Regions from separate parts of the Mus musculus genome. Here region 2 is linked to region 1. Evidence: chromatin loops called from intact Hi-C (ENCODE). Cell type or tissue: left cerebral cortex. All regions are shown on one strand. Links, peaks and the distances in the headings refer to the core of each region. The heading gives the core; the rest is flanking DNA.

Region 1 (2,922 bases), core at 262-2,761:
AGAGAGTGGGAAGACAAAGGAGTTGGAGGGGGTAAAGGGATGGAAAAGATAAACACAGTACGCATGCAGTAAATCCTCAAGTGAAATTTTAAAACATTTTAAATTAAGTTTTTATTATTATTTAACTACTTCAGTGGTATTTCTAAAGTACACTGTATACACTTCATCTTAACCTTCACAGCCACCAGGATAGACGTTTATATTTAGTGGTAAATAAGGCAGCAAAGGGGGAAATATTGACTATCAGTCTAGATTGGATTTGTATCACAGGGTGTGAACTCGAGCAAGTTTCTGAACCTCACCAATCCTCAGTTTTCTCATCTGAAAGTGGGAGTAGCTTAGTATCTGTATGTCAGGTCATTCTGGAAAGATATGAGACGACCCTCAGCGTGTCATCTCACTTTCTAGTGTTGGTGTGAATCTAAAGGATTTGAGGGTATGTGGTGTCTACCCCTCTTCTCGATTGCCTGATTTCTGTATTTCTTCAATGTCATCTCTCTCCCTCATTGCGTCATCCCAACTAGCTATCTCTCTATTCAAAAGAAATTCTACTATGTGAGCCTGAGAACATCTATTTATCACACTGATGTCCCTTTGCACGTGTCCCGTGTGTAACCTGCAATCTGAAGAATGAAAATGTTATTGGATTTAATCTTTTCAGATCTATCAGGACATGAAAGGGAACAGCCAAGTAGAGAAGGTTCACATCTTCCATCTGCTGTCTGTCCAACTCCTGACCCTCTATCCCTTGATCAGGTCACACTGTAAGTCTCCTAAGGTGTCAACTAGTAGGAATCCATCCCTTGGGATGACACAATTCTTCAGTGTATTGAAATTGCAAAACTCTAGACTAAGCCATGATGGTGAAAAACAATGAAGAGCTGTGTCTTATACGGTCCAGCACCAAACACTCAGAGAGTTTCATATTATAGGAACCATAATGTTTTAGACATAAAAGAAGTAACATCACATTCTCTGAAGCACACATAAAGGGATCTAAACTTTGCATATAGTGCAGCGTGCAATTATTAGTCATGACCCCTTCTAGACAGATAATTTTCCGATGCTACAGAATAGAAACTCCAGACGGTGATGCAATAGGGGTATATTTTGGTAGTATTAATCCACAAGCATCTCAGTAGTTCCATCCTATGACAATTATAGAAGGAAAAAAACCTAAAACATAAATGGAAATTAGCCCTTAGCAGCTGCTTTGTGGAGCAATTTACATTTTAGATTTCCAGAATAGCAGCACTAGTTCAGAATAGGAGAAACAGATTGCATTCTTATTGTAGTATAAGATCTCCCATTTGTTAGAGATTTTGTTCTTACTGTAAAGAAAGAGAAAAATAAATGTAACTGGGAATTCTAGTCTACACCCAACAGGGTATTTTTGGGTTTGGCTTTTCTACAGTAGTTGTCATCTTTTACCCAGACTCTGGCAAAGGGGATTTGGAGGAATCTAGTTTAGACTAGAAGACTGAAACCAAAAGGAGCTACTGATGTTTTGTTGATAGCCAGGTTTAATTAATTGGATGTGTTTGTGTCTTACTCAGCTATAATTTAATCATTATGAAAATTCTAAGAATCCTATATAATTCTTGAAATATCAATTATAACTTTGTCTCATTTTTCTCTAAAGCCAACTTCTTCTCCATTTGTATGCTTCTTCATAGCATTACCACTAAACAAATAATAAATGCCTTAGAATTTTTTAGGGTGGGCTGTACCGAGGCATCCCAATACTGCTGTCGGAAAAGCATGTAGTGTTCACGCACAGAGTCACGACCCACCAATCAAGCTTCACAGAGATGCTTCTTAAGGCTGCAGTGTCTACCTCGGAAGCCACTTCACTAGACCATCGCGTGGAAGCCAATGGACTTGACCTGTAAACTCTTCAAAATTCAACCCAAGTGCTAAGTGCACTTTTACATGTAATTTCCAGACTCCTCTCCTTTATGTTAGGGTTTTATTTTAGACTCTGATAGAGTTATGCAGCCTGAAGAAGAAAATGCATAAATCTGGGGTTCAGCCGTGACCCCTTCCCTCTCAGTCTTACTTTTGAATTATTTTCCAGCCCCTACCCCAACATTTACAGTTTCAGACTACAGATGATGGCAATACCCATCTCAAAAAGTTATTATGGTAATTAAATTGCTATTATAAAGTATTTTAGAAAAGCTAAGACACTGTATAGATACGGGCATATCTGGGAATGTTGCTCTGGCTAATAGAATATTGAATATTAGTATGCTTAGTGCTAAACAACAGGTGATGACAAGCTGAACTACTTGACAGTTTCTGAGGAAAGGAGCCCACTTGCAAGGTGAGTCCATATCATGCCTACATCAGTGTACTCCTATTTCAGACTCACTAAAATGTAAGGCAGATAATAAGGCGTCAACACATCAGCAGGACTCTCCTGGCCCATGTCTCATGTTCTCTACTCTATTCAGCTTTATTTCCTCTTAATCCTCTTTTATTCTAATTTCTCCTGATTCTACATCAATATGTGTGAGTATTTATGCACAACAAGCAACTATCTTACAGATTAGGGGAAATGCACATAGCATTTGCCTTCAAAGAACATTTAGACCTTCTATAAATACATCAGTGATCACTGCTGGCTTTTGTCTTCTTTGAATGTTTTTATCATGCATGTTTTCCCAGTTTAAACCACAGGGCAGGAACTCTGTCTGATTGTATTTGTAAATCAGGGAGAGAGCATTGTCGTTCAATAAATGCCCAGAAATACTAGCATCTGTGTGAGGCAAATAGATAGAAATGGTTTTCTATCTATTATAAGGAGAAAAGAAAGTGGATACTGTATAATTTCCACATTAGTTATCTCATTTGTGTATCACAGTGACATTATATATATAAAAGCTAGATGGAGTGGACAGTTTTGTTGTTATCTTCCCT
Region 2 (2,922 bases), core at 287-2,786, 590 kb before region 1:
AGTATCAAATCCCTAAGTAGATAGGTAAGTGAATAAGGCTATTCAGGGAATTCTACTTAGTATTAAAAGTAGCCATTGCATCAGTTCAAAATAAGCACTAACTGTTGGATATTCAGCTTACCCAGGTTGCAGATATGCCTGTGAGCTACAAGAAACAGGAACACTCACTCCCAAGGATAACCAAGCCACAAAGCATGAAGAACAACAGGGAACTAGAGAAGCTGGAAAGCAGAACAGTACCAGGAAAAGAGGTCTGGTGATCGGAAGGTAGAAGGGATAGTTTGTCCCCTGCTGCTTTAGCATCTTAGTAGCAGAGCCTTCTGTCTGCCTCTCTGATTGCTTGGCTGACATATACTCTCCTCCCATCTCATACCTCTGCATGGTGCCTGGTCATAGGGATCCTCTCAGTGTAGATAACTCTGGTGGTTTTCTCTGTGACTTTCAAGCAGGCTAAGACTGGATAGGCTGACTATGTCTAGCAGTGGCCTCTCACCAATGGCTGAGTCCTAGTGACATCAGGCTCAGAGTCCTCTCAATAGTCAGCTCCTCAGATTGGGACCAAAAGGAACAGGCATTTGAGACTTGCTAGAAGTGGTCAGAATCCATGATTTACTCTCTTTCTGTCTTTTAAATATCAAATTGGAGTTGTTAAGTGGAAGCCAGAGGTTAACATTAGGCATCTTCCTCAATCAGTCTCTACCTTATGTTTTGAGATAGTCTCTCACTGAATCTTGAACTCAGCAATTTGTCTTGTGTGACAGAAACCCTTCTGTCTCCGTACCACTGGGATTATAGGTATGTAGTGCAGTGCTCCACTTTTGGTCTGTTGGTGCTAGGCATTGAACTCAGGTCTTCAGACTTGCACAGCAAGCACTTTACCTAGCCCAGGGAATAAGAGCTCTATGCTTCAAACAAATATGTCATGACTCTGAAACACATGACAGAAAAGGGAAGGGACCAGATGGGCTAGTGAGAGGGCATGTCAACATGGCACTCACCCAATTCCTGGGTGCTGGACTCAGCTGTGATTCTTTCAGTGTCATTGACTCATTGAGAAGTCATTAGAGATTGTTGAAAAGTACCAAATAATGTGCCACACTGAGTGGTTTTTGTTTTTATTTAAATCAAAGTTTTGGATGTTTTAGAGAAAATGTCAAGGAAACAGCCAGTAGAGATGGGCTGAAATCCCTTGATGCTATGAAAGAAGAACCTTGTAAAACTGTGCAGTCCTGGTGGGCTGTCTGATAATTGCAGAGACATGGAAGAGATAATAAGTAAGGCTGTCAAATGTGAGATTTGATGAGGATCGTCACCCTCTCTGTAGGATTGTGTCACAGTTACCAAGTGCCTCACACCTGTGCTGGGTGCCATCGGCTCCATGGTGAGCTCCTTTCTACACGCTTACACAATTTCAAAGGCAGTGACCAGAAGGGAAGGCTCGCCCTTTCTCCCGCCTACCCACAGCTGGCTCATTCTCTGCCAACATGAAGAACCAACGAGTTGAATCTGTTTTGAGCATGTCACCATGAGTTCAGATTCTGATTCCATTGTGGGGACTTGGCAAGCCCTAGTGTCCTGCCTGAGTATTGGCAGGAGTGGAGGAGCAAGCAGAGGATATCCAGGTCACTGTCCTTGTCTCCCTTGGTCTGTCCCTTTAAGCAAGGACTCTGTCACTGATGTCATCAATCTTGCACATTTCATAAACTGTAAATTCATTTTAAAATCTGCTGCTGAGCCGCCAGCTGTCTCCATGTTTGTCAGTCTGCTGTTAGGACTGTGCCACTGTACAGTGAGGCTGTCTTTCTCTAATGACTTCTTGATCTGATGGCGAATACATTGAATGTGGCGACAAGAGCCACCGGCATTTATACTCACTAGGCTGGCGTCAGAGCCTGGAATTGAAATCTTGTTTTTGACCTAGGGTGATGATATTGATGGTTTCTATATTTTGCTCTGCTTGATTTATAGACTCTGAAATTACAGAACTTTCCGACATCCTGATTTATTACATAGTAGGTCGGAAGAGGGCAGGGCAGCTCTTTAAAACTATTTAGGTGTTGCTGATGAGTAAATTGAGGCACAGAATAAGTGCTGAAGGTCAGATAGCAAAGAGTAGTGATAAAAGGACTTATAGAGCCATGGTGTCTCTCTTCAGGGACCGAGTCATCTTTATCCTTTTTTGGGGGTGGAGGCAGGGTCTCTTAAATCTCAGGCTGCCCTTGAACTTGCTATGTAGCTAAGAATGACGTTGGGTTCCTTATATTCTTGCCTCTACCTTCTGAGAGCTGGAATTGCTAGTATGTGGCACCGTGCCCAGCTTGTGGGGACCCAATCCAAGACTCTGTCCAGGGGACTGAGCCCAAGACTCTGTCCATGCTGGGAGAGCACTTAACTGGGTTATATTGCTAACCCTCAAATATCTTTTTATATCTTGTAATCATTCCACAAGCTGTCTACACACAAGGCCCTTTCTCTCCAAAGGCTAGAGGCATAGCAGAAGGAACCATAGCCAGCTCTGAGCCGAGTCAAAAGAAGAGACTGTCTCTTGGACCCCATGCCAGATTTTAATACAAAACGTCTTCCAGTGTGAACCTCTTCCAACTATTAGGAGGGAGACAAGGTAAAACCAAAAGGTTCAATCACACAAAACCTCTGCAAGTAAGCCAGGGATGCAGACATCACCCCAAAGAAACCATAGGCAAAACAAATGACTTCTTCAAAGGAAGCCATCACCATGTGCTTGTATCTGGATGCAGCTATTTGTAAGAATTCAAATCATGCTTTCTTGTGTCAGTGAATACCTGAACACCATTTTAGATGGTAGGTGGTAGATGGGTAGTCTGGGTAGAAAGGAAACATGGAGATCTCCCCCCCCCCAACCCCCACATAAAGAGTTTGCTCTAATTTGCAGGTAGATAGTGT

Evidence for each region. Peaks named below come from ENCODE experiments on the same cell type or tissue, not always from the same donor. Only the 100,000 strongest peaks of a DNase experiment are listed, where the experiment ranks them.
Region 2: a loop joins it to region 1, with 2.8 times the contacts of the local background. A loop is called at or near these places in 2 of 42 quality-filtered maps.

The regions. Positions count from the first base shown.
Region 1 is chr14:77,146,184-77,149,105 of GRCm38, reverse strand. No RefSeq gene overlaps it. Among named protein-coding and RNA genes, the nearest start is that of Enox1, 9.1 kb to the left of the region's middle. In left cerebral cortex, for the core only: no CTCF peak of the experiment used is centred there; a DNase peak (open chromatin) is centred at 1,298.
Region 2 is chr14:77,737,645-77,740,566 of GRCm38, reverse strand. No RefSeq gene overlaps it. Among named protein-coding and RNA genes, the nearest start is that of Gm30467, 42 kb to the left of the region's middle. In left cerebral cortex, for the core only: no CTCF peak of the experiment used is centred there; a DNase peak (open chromatin) is centred at 1,476.